Regions from separate parts of the Homo sapiens genome. Here region 2 is linked to region 1. A link is a loop called in an ENCODE intact Hi-C map of the cell type or tissue named here. Cell type or tissue: heart left ventricle. All regions are shown on one strand. Region 1 overlaps TBC1D22A (TBC1 domain family member 22A). Region 2 overlaps TBC1D22A (TBC1 domain family member 22A).

What was found. A loop is a pair of places that touch in the nucleus more often than their neighbours do. Peaks named below come from ENCODE experiments on the same cell type or tissue, not always from the same donor. Only the 100,000 strongest peaks of a DNase experiment are listed, where the experiment ranks them.
Region 2: it touches region 1 in a loop (2.4-fold over the local background); 1 of 110 quality-filtered maps calls a loop at or near these places.

What each region holds. Positions count from the first base shown.
Region 1 is chr22:47,033,268-47,038,267 of GRCh38, forward strand. TBC1D22A (TBC1 domain family member 22A) reads left to right here. Exons shown (of 13, transcript NM_014346.5): 11 at 3,804-3,931. Among named protein-coding and RNA genes, the nearest start is that of TBC1D22A-AS1, 120 kb to the left of the region's middle. In heart left ventricle, no CTCF peak of the experiment used is centred here; a DNase peak (open chromatin) is centred at 2,034.
Region 2 is chr22:46,970,837-46,975,836 of GRCh38, forward strand. It overlaps TBC1D22A (TBC1 domain family member 22A), which reads left to right. Exons shown (of 13, transcript NM_014346.5): 9 at 3,454-3,563. Among named protein-coding and RNA genes, the nearest start is that of TBC1D22A-AS1, 57 kb to the left of the region's middle. In heart left ventricle, no CTCF peak of the experiment used is centred here; DNase peaks (open chromatin) are centred at 90, 445, 828 and 2,509; H3K27ac peaks cover 1,406 bases.

The DNA.
Region 1 (5,000 bases):
TAGCTGCAGATTAACTTCAGGTTAGAAATGATTCTGTAAGTTCTTTGAAAAGAACGTCATGTTCTAGGGTGTGGCTGGAAAACTCCTCGCTATTGCTGTGTTGAGAAATAGAAGTAGAGGAGGACGGCCAGGCTGGGAATGTGTCCATCTTCCGGTTACCTGTTTGCTCTCTGTACTCATTCGTTCATCACAGTCACCTGACAGACACTCATGGATGCTCAGTTGTGTGTACTGGGGGCCGGGGAAACAAAGGCGACACAGACCTGGACCCACACCTGACCAGCTCACACCCCAGGGTGGGCAGGCACCCTGAGCACTTATGCCCCTTTCGTGATAAATGCTTCCATAGAGGTGTGTATAGAACGAAGAAGAGGGGGAGGCTCACAGCTTGGGGTGTTTCTGGAAGCATCCAGGAGTTTTGACGTCTGGGTAGCCTCGCACTGAGCAGAGACAGGTGCCCTGGTGGAAGGCTGCCATGAGGGTGAGCCCGGGGCGCGGGGAAGCCTGCGTGGTAGCATGGGTGTTGTTGGTCACCTGGTGCCACCGCAGGAGGCATGGCATTGCAGGGGAAGGCAGCGGTGAAGGCCGAGGAGGGAGTGGGGGTCTGGTGCCTTTCTTAGGCACTCTGACTTCATTCTGGGGGCCAGTGTCTCTTCATCTGTGGGGATCCTGAGACACCTCCTGGCACCCCCTTTGGTCTCTCTGTCCCCCGAGGGATGAGCAGCCGTGGGATTAAATTCTGCGGGGGCTTCAGCCTCAGGGGCCCCTCGGCAGCACCGTTTTGTTCTCTCCACTTGCCGCGCTGCCCTTTACTTATTAGAGACTATGGGAACCATTTTTTGGTAGTGAAATTAGTTTTATTTTAAAAATAAATGTCTTTAATAAAGCGGCAGTGGATTAGAAGGAAGCTGTTAAGTGAGCAACACGCTGGCGCTGCCTCTGGACCTGCACTGCAGCCCTCCCCTCCCTCAGTGTGGAGCTCTTGGAGTGGGTGTCCTGCGTGAGCCACTGGGACCTGTCCTTCCTGTCTCTGTGAGCCTGTGTGGTGCCGCGTCCTTGTGTGACCTGCCCTCTGAGGCGTTCCCAGTGCAGAGATGTCACTGGCACGTCAGCATCTTCTCTAGAGTCTCTGACATCCCACCTGGAAGAGTCTGACTGAGAGTCGAGATGAGAATCTGTATTTAACAGCTCCTGTGCTCCCGTGGTGATGATGAAGAGGAGGGGGAGGAGGAAGATGAAGACACGATGATGTCCAGCCCTGTTTGGGAATCCCTGAGGTCACTGCCAAGCCCACTGCACCCTGGCATCAGGCCTTCCTTGCCCTGCAAGCGGGCCCCTGCGTTCCCTGTGCCCCGGCTGTCTCTGGGCCTGGCTCCTCAAACGTTTCTAGCCCAACACCTTTCAGAAGTGCTCCAAGGCAGGGGAGGCAATCCCTGGCCTATGTGCCGGGGACTTTGGACGACGGAGCTCGAACAGGCCCAGTGCAAAGATGAAATTGCATTGAAATCGCAGTTTTATCCTAACAACTGATGACGATAATTGACTTTATGGCATATTATGCATTGGTTTTGGTTTTAATACACAAATAACATTTTCAGTCGCTCAGAATAAACTGTCCTTGCTGCTCGCGTGTGACGCTCTTTGCTTGCAGCCGACTCTGGCACTGATGCGTCAGGCTCCCTGAGTCCTGAGGCACCAGCGTTCCCAGCCACTCGTCCACCCAAATGTTCCACCTCTGAAGCTCTCCTGGGGGCAGGGGAGACAGGTGGGCTTGCTAATGAAGAAGTGTGGGCATCTGTGGCCGTGTGTGTAGTCTGCGCCAGACCTCTTCATAAAGCAAAAAGCCAACCAACCCCCTGCTGTAGCAACTGAGTATCTGAGGTGAGCAGATGCCATCTGGAGGAGCTGCCCTGCAGGCTGCTCTGCTGCCAGGGACCCCCACCCCCGCCTGCCTCCGGGGCCTGCCTGGCCTGCTTGTACCTGCTCTCTCTGCAGGCCTGGAGCCCTTAGTGCTCAAGTTTGTTACCGCAGAGGCAGCGCACAGTGGTGGGGGTGTGGGTGCCTCTGGGTCCAGGCAGCCTCCTGGAGGGCAGTCCTGTGGGTCGTGGGCAAGGCTGTCCAGCCTCCCTGGTGACTTCCTCCCAGGCTGGCCCCTGGGGCTCAGAACAGCCTTTGCTGTTCTGCTCCACCCAGTTCTGCAGTTTCCACAATTAATTATTCACTGTCGTGTTGGAATGGAGCGTGTATTGCTGCATCTACCCCACAGTGTGAAGCAGGCCTCATCCTGCAGGCATCCCCTGACACCCAGCCCTACAGGAGCCCCGCCCCAGCACGTTTGCCCTGGTCAGCTGAGGACAGCAGTGGTTTAGGGGAGGAGGGTGACAGTGAGGGCAGAGACAGTGAAGGGACCAGCTCCCGCCACAGCAGGGTCCCATCATGGGACCAGAGCTGCCCATGCTTTTCCAGGGCCAGCTTAGTGGAGCCTGCTTGGAAACCAGCCCCTGTCCTTAGGTGAGGGCAGCTCCCGGTCCCACGGCCCTGAAGTCCAGGCCGGCACCCGCATGTCTTAGTAGAGCTCCTGGTCCGTCAGGTGGACGGCATTGCAGGATGGACCCTCCTGTTCCTCTTCCCCCTGCTTCTCGCTTGTTGCTGAAATATTGCAAGTTACCAGGGACTTGAGTAAAACAAACCAGTAAACAGAACACTAGCTTTTCTCTGGTATTTGTTTATTTGCCATTTCTAGAACTTTCTTTGAGGGAATGGCGATCCCTGTGAAGTGTTTCGGGGTCACTTCTCAGGGCAAGCCAGGATTAGGTAAGCGTGGAGAGAAGGGAGGTGTAACTTGGAAGCAGGGTAAGGAAGTGAGCTGCAGAAAGAAGGCTCTCAGCAGCCCTCAGGTGCACCTGCGTTTTAAAAACCAAGGATCCACTATCCGGCTCAATTGGGCAATAATTAGTAATGATTATTTGTTTTTATAAAGCAGCACCCATTCTTCTAGGCCCTTTAGAGTAGGACCTCATGGGCAGAATGTTGGAAAGAGGAGCATAGGCACCATGATCACTGGGATTTTGCCTCCAGGAGTGACACCGCCAGGACTCAGCAGGGGGTGAGGCAGGGAGCACGGGGTCTGAGCTGAGGCTGCAAAGCTGCCGCCCACCACAGCTTGATGAGAGGGGAGCGCATGTGGCTGGTGTGAGCGTGTGCTTCTGGGAGTGATGCTTGGTAAAGCCTGGCTCTTTCCAGAGGCCCAGCTGTGTCAGGGGTGTCCCCATCCTGCAGTCGAGGGGTGTCCTTCACCTGGCCTGCAGGCCTTGTGTCCCACTTGCGCACTCAACGGTTGGGTCCAGGCATAGGTGGAGCATTTCCCTGGACAAGATTGGGCCCCTCCTGAGGAGCTGGCAAGCTCATCTCCTCTCTCTAAGCCCCTCCTGGGACACCAGCCTGGGTCTGTGGAGCTTCTGTGGAGCGGGGAAAGAGCGCCTATCTGTGGAGCCCCACGGTGTGGGTGTCGACTCAAGCCCCCCCATCTTCCTGGGTGTTAGGGCGTGAAGCACCCGAACATGTCCATGATTATAATCATCACTTCAGCAGCACCACCATCTTTCGCTTTCCTGTAGGAAGGGAGAGCTGTAGTCTCTCATTAATAGAATCAGTTCTTTGCTCCTTGGGGGTTGTTGCTTGGGATTCCCTGTTGGAGTGGGGTTCTGAGGCGGGCGCAGGCCCTTGGGGGACAAGTGACCTGGCTGCCAGTGCCTCCATAGGGCTCCCCTGACAGCCTTGGGGCCTGTGTTTGTTTTGTGCAGAGCAAGTGCACCGGCACCTGGACCAACACGAAGTGAGATACCTGCAGTTTGCCTTCCGCTGGATGAACAACCTGCTGATGAGGGAGGTGCCCCTGCGTTGTACCATCCGCCTGTGGGACACCTACCAGGTGAGCTCTCCTTCGCACCCTCCGCCATGGGGGTGCCAGGAGCCCGGGCCGTTTCCTGTCGCCTTCTGCCCTGGGCCTGTGTGCTGCATTCGATTTTTTCTTCCAAGCGCTCTCTCCATTGAAATGCGGTCTTTAAAAAGTATACTCCTGGCCGGGCGCGGTGGCTCATGCCTGTAATCCTAGCACTTTGGGAGGCCAAGGTGGGTGGATTGCCTGAGCTCAGGAGTTCGAGACCAATCATGGGCAACATGGCAAAACCCCGTCTCTACTAAAAACAGAAAAAATTAGCCAAGTGTGGTGGCCCACACCTGTATTCTTAGCTACTCAGAGGCTGAGGCATGAGAATTGCTTGAACCCGGGAGGCGGAGGTTGCAGGGAGCCAAGCTTGCGCCACTGCACTCCAGCCTGGGTGGCAGAGCGAGACTCCATCTCAAAAAATAAATAAATAAAAATAAAAGAGTATACTCCTGGCATGCTTTTTATCTGAGAAGATGTAAAACAGGGAAAAGAACTTCAGGCCGTTCTCTTTGTGGCTGAGTTTCATTCTGCCTGCGTGGTGACAGCAGCCTTGAGCTCTCTGGGAATTCACATCCTGAGCAGTGTGCTAGGAGGATGCGAGGGATGCTGGTGACTCTGCTGTGAGTTTGAGCTGCTTCTGCCAAAAAACTCACGCTCAGGACTCACACCTTGTCTATATTTTGAGTTACATATAATAAAGATTTTTTAAAAAATCACAGATTCAGTGTGTATGAAATTTTCTACTCTTCACCAATTCTGATGAAATTCAATTCTTCAGGAGGTTGAGTTTTCTGGAACAAGCCACCTCTCTTCCCTTGAGTGTCCCATCACTTATTCTAGCACCTTTTCATTTTGTTCGAGATGTTTGCTGAAGCGGAGGCGGTGCTGTGGGGGGTTTACGCGCCAGCCTTTCATCATCAGTTACAAATAGCAGGCACCATTATGTGGGATTAGGAATCAAATCTCTACAGAGTGCTAAAGAAAGAAGCGTATGGCTGGTTTTCATCCCGGCACCTCAAGAGCCAGGCTTTCTACCACAGTGAGCACAGCC
Region 2 (5,000 bases), 62 kb before region 1:
CCATACACCCAGGGACAGGGCTCCTCTGGGTGGCCTTGGACCTTCCCAGGCTATCTCCCCAGGGGCCAGACACACCAGCCCGTGGGTATTTTCTGCAGCTTGTCCTGGCCCTCACCCCGCTGTCACAGCCTGGAGTCCAGAGTGCCCTGTGCCACTCTGTGTGCCTTTGCCAAAGTGGGGGATGCTTTCTCTGGCGGGGGATATTTATCTCATTCTAACAATAAGGGTAATTCCAATTCTCCTGGCGTTTAGAAGACAAATCACCACGGGGGCTCTCTGAGTTAAATGCCATTACTTCATTACCTTGAAGAGTAACAAATGGCCCATTGTGAGAAATGACACCTAGAATAGGCCACTGACATTTCCTCAGATAAAATAACAAGCCAGCTAAACAGACCAAGAGAGCGAGGCTCCTGCCTGGCTCACGCGGCGCCTGGCTCTGCGAGTCGGAGCTGCCACAGCCCAGCTGCATCTGTGCACTCAGGCAGAGGCTGTCAAGGTCTGGGAGGCCTTAGTTCCCTGTTTACTCTTATTATCTCTGAGGAAATGTCTCCATGCTTGGAAGGCCCTTGAAAGAGGATACGTCGATGGGAAACTTCTCAGAGGAAGCCTGCTGATGATTGCTGCTGATTCAGTTCCCTGAGAAGAGGAAATAAAATCAGACCCACTCTAGGCCAGCAGAACGTTGAGTTGATTCTGCCCAAACTGTTTTCCCAGGGAGGAAGTGATGCCAGGGGGAGGCCACTTACCCTCCTGTCTATTTGCTTGGCTTTTGCTGCCGGTCCTTCCAGTAGGAAAGGCGTTACGAGGGGGCTGGACTTGGAGTCGAGGCAGGCCTGTCCTGCTCACTCCCACCATTGCCTCACAAAGCACACTGATCAGCGCGTGGAGGCTTAGTTTCTGCATCTGTGAACCGGCAGAAATAACACCTCCCACCTTGGGCTGCCGTGGGAAATTGGGAGACAGGGCCTTTCCCTGGGAGTCCCTGTGGGGGCTTCATCAGAGGGTGTGCTCAGGTCAACCCGGGCTCCTGCGCCAGCAGAGTTTTGAGACCAGACACCTTGCCACTTGCTGGAGGGAGAGCCTGCAGCCCGGCAGGGAGCCGGTGGGTGGACAGAACCACCAGGAGAGTGCTGGTGTCATGGGCACACCCGGCTGGGAGGAGGGTCAGGGGACAGAGCCATGGCCAGCCAGCAGCACTTGTCATCCTAGCCCCGCATTCGAGGAATGGGGAACTGGGACCTGCCTTTTAGGGTGAAAACATGGGCCAAGAGAGTGAGGGCCTGGTTGCACCCGGTATGCTGTGGACAATGGTGTCCTTCACAAGCCCGGGTCCCAGGAGGAACCCATCCATTTCCCCATGCCACTGGGTGACTCCGACACCTAACATTGATGTTTCCAATCTTTAAAGTCGCTTGTTTTCCCCTTTAATTCATGAGCATCTTGAGGGCGTCAGGTCTCTCACTCATGTCTGTGCCTGGTGCCTGGTGTATAGGGACAGATCCCGCCCACGGGACCGGCTCTCTGTGTCCACATTACCCCTTGGTGGAGACAGCCCAGGGTCTACCAGCCGAGGCATGCAGAGACGCGGCGTGGCCTGGCCGTAGGGGTGCGGCTCAGTCGTGAAGAGGAGTGAGGCATTGACACGGGCTGCCGCATGGATGACTCTGGAGAACATTGTGCTCAGTGAGAAGGAGCCAGTCACAGAGGGCCGCAGAGCCTGATTCCAGCAGTGTGAAATGTCCAGAATAGGCAACTCCATAGAGACAGAGGCAGGTTCGTGGTTGCCAGGCGTGGGGTGGGGAGTGGGGAGCGGCTGCTGAAGGGTCCAGGGTTTCTTTCCGTGGTGATGCAAAGGCTCTGGAACTAGCGGTGACGCTTGTGACCCTACTCAAGACCACTCTGTCGCACACGCTAAAGAGTGGATTTTATGGCGGATGAATTATCTCTCCGTTTACAAAACCCAGAACCAAATCAAAGCAATACCCATGGAGTGACTGAGGGTCCACCCCCAGCACCCCAGAGAGAGGAGTGATGTGCGAACTGGCTGGAATCCGCCCACCCTCCCACGTTCCCGCAGGTCCCGCCATGTTGGATGTGTCCAGGGCTGTTGCCTCCCTGTCCAGGCCCTCGAGCGCCCAGCTGCTCACTCCTGCTGGAGGGTCAGACACGGAGGCGCTCTTGCCCTTTTATCCTGCTGGTTCTGGGGTGAACCAAGAACCGTGGGAGGTGGCGTGTCACCTCGTCTCTTCCAGTCACACACTTCAGTGTGAGTTAGCAATTGTGCAGGGCTGCGACTGGGGAAGCAGCGCGATGGGATAGGACTGTACACGACACGAATGTGAGGTGGGCCTCTGGGTCCTCAGGGAGCACTTAGGGACCTGGGTTCTGGGACCAGTAGGTGGGGCTGCATCTGGCACCCCCCTCCCCATGTGTACCAGGCTGCTCGGCATAGCCACGGCCCTGCCCCTCTTTACCCCGCTGTTGTCCGGGGCTCAAGGGTGGTGACAGCAGAGTGGTGACAGCTGAAATGAGCACGCACATTCACAGTGCGCAGGAGAGGGCCTGGCGCGTCAGCAGACCCCGGTCAACACCAGCGGCAGCATCATCCGTATCAGGATTGTGATGTTTATCTGCTTCAACCTTTCTACATATATTCTGGGTTGAAATGTTTCTTTTCTTAAAGAACGTTTTCCTTGCGAAGATGCCATGCAAATAAAACTAAAGTAAAAAAAAATTAAAAATAGGGAAGATAATTTTTAAAACATTTATGAGTATTTTGCTGGATGACAACAGTTTTGTAAGGATCTAAAATTAGTTTGTTCAAATATCTGATAAGCCATTTCAATTAGGCATCTGTTTTGCATTTTAAAAACTTTTAGATTGTGTTTTCTCATTCGGTTTTTTGTACTTTAAGAAGGAAATTATTTAGAGCGCCATTGTCTGTTCTATCTTTGACGCACATCTGTGGTACGGCTTTCTGGGGTTTTGATCATAGCATGGAAGTATTTACCCAGTGCAGTTTTGGAAACTCTAACTTTGGAAAGAGGTTTTTAGAGGAATTATTGCCAAATGAATATGTAAATATATCAGAAGCAGAGTTTTCAAAATCTTAGGAAAAAACTTTCAGATCTGTTAGGATTAAGTAATATATTCTATTTTCTCTCTTATTAGAATGTGAAATGCCTGAGAAGCAATAGTTTATAATGTATTAATTATGTTAATTAATTGGAGAAGATTCAGAATATTAATTATCTGCAACTAATTAGGTGTTAAGATTGAGAAGCATTAAGTGATGAGGTGGAAGGCTGCATGAGTCATTTAGCTAGACTGATGAGAGTGGGTGGAGGGAGCTGGATGCAGGCTCAGCTCTGTTCCTCCGTGGGCCCCCTCGTGGGTCGAGGTCCCGTGTGGCTAAGTCTCCTTGTCTTTTGCATGCTCGGCGCCGCCCAGAGGCAGAGGAGGTGGACACGGTGGACGTCTCCGGCGTGCCCGCAGAGGTGCTGTGCAACATCGAGGCCGACACCTACTGGTGCATGAGCAAGCTGCTGGATGGCATTCAGGTGAGCGCCCGCGCCCACGGGACACAGCCCACGCCCACAGCCCCTGCGGTGAAGAGAGCCTGAGGCCTTAGGCTGCTCCTGAGTCTCAGTGTGGCCATGCAGTCCCTCCTGAAGCCTCACTTTTCTACATCTGGAATAGCACAGACCCCTCCGGGTTGACGAGGGGTGAGACACAGTGTATGTGCCCCTCGTTCTGGGCACGGTCACGTGTCCTGCTGAGGGCCCAGTGGGAAGGCGAGGTGCAGAGTCTGATCCCCTGCTGCCTGCAGACTGTAGCCACCACCACCAAATAGGGCACAGGCTCACGGTAGCTATGTGTGTGTGGCTAGCTGTGCTAAGAGGGATCCTCCTTAAAGGGCCTCAGATCGGGGGCCACAGCTCCTGGCCTCTGACACCAGGCTGTGAGCCCTCGCCTGCAGTATTGGTGGCCAGGGCTCCAGGTGCGTGGGGCGCTGCAGCTGTGCCTGCTCCCAGAGAGCAACACGAGCTGGTGGGAGTCCCCTGCACCACAGTGGGGACCCTGCGGGTCTCTGCATCAGCTAGGGTTAGTGGCTGAGATTTCTGTAGAAAAGCCACAGGTCTCCCAGTGACGGCCAATCCTATGGCATGGTGTAGGGGCAGATTCCCACACAGTACCTGGGAAGGACCTTGTTGGTAGGTGAGTCAGGAATGAGGACTGGAGCCAGCTGATACTACAGAGGAACAGCTGAGGGGGATGGATGGGCCCTGGAGTGGGTGTGGGCGTCTTAGTTTATTTGAGGCCAGTACATCCTTTCTAGACACTCGCTTCCTGTGAGGTGCTGTGCTCCACACCCGGGCATAGTGGCGAGTAAGGGTGAGGCCTGCTCCGGAAGCTCACTCGGGGTGGAGGGTAGACGGGTGAGTATGGCATGAGGGGACAGAAGGCACTCGACCCCAAAGACCCAAAGGTGGGAAGAAGTAGATTACAGGGGACAGTGAATTTTGCTGACAGAGCAGGACTTGTCAGATAGAGGAGGGTCAAAGCCCAGAGCGCGGTTTGGGTCGGTAATCGTTTTCTGAGGGACCAAACACCAAGATCATCACGGGTGTTCGCATGTAGATGGCTCTCTGCTGAGAGCTGGGGCCTCCCGGGAGGGTCTGCATGTTCTGCCAGCATCCCTGTTATCCCAGCTCAAAGGGGGGCCCTCATCTGAGAGACACAGAGATGGGGTTGTCACTTGACATCTGCATTGCCTAGCAGGGCTTGGCTTTTCCTGAGCCATTGCGGTAAAGGTTGTTCCTGATACCACTAAGTGAAGAGGTCTCAGCTCATCTACTTGATTCAGAATCATCAGAATATGGCTTTTATAGCCTGTGGTCTAAGGTTTAGACTCCAAGTTTAATTTGAATATATTAGCTAAAAGGTTCCGTTGAGGAAAGACGTGTGGTTTTTGCTGTTACTTTTCATGATGTAGG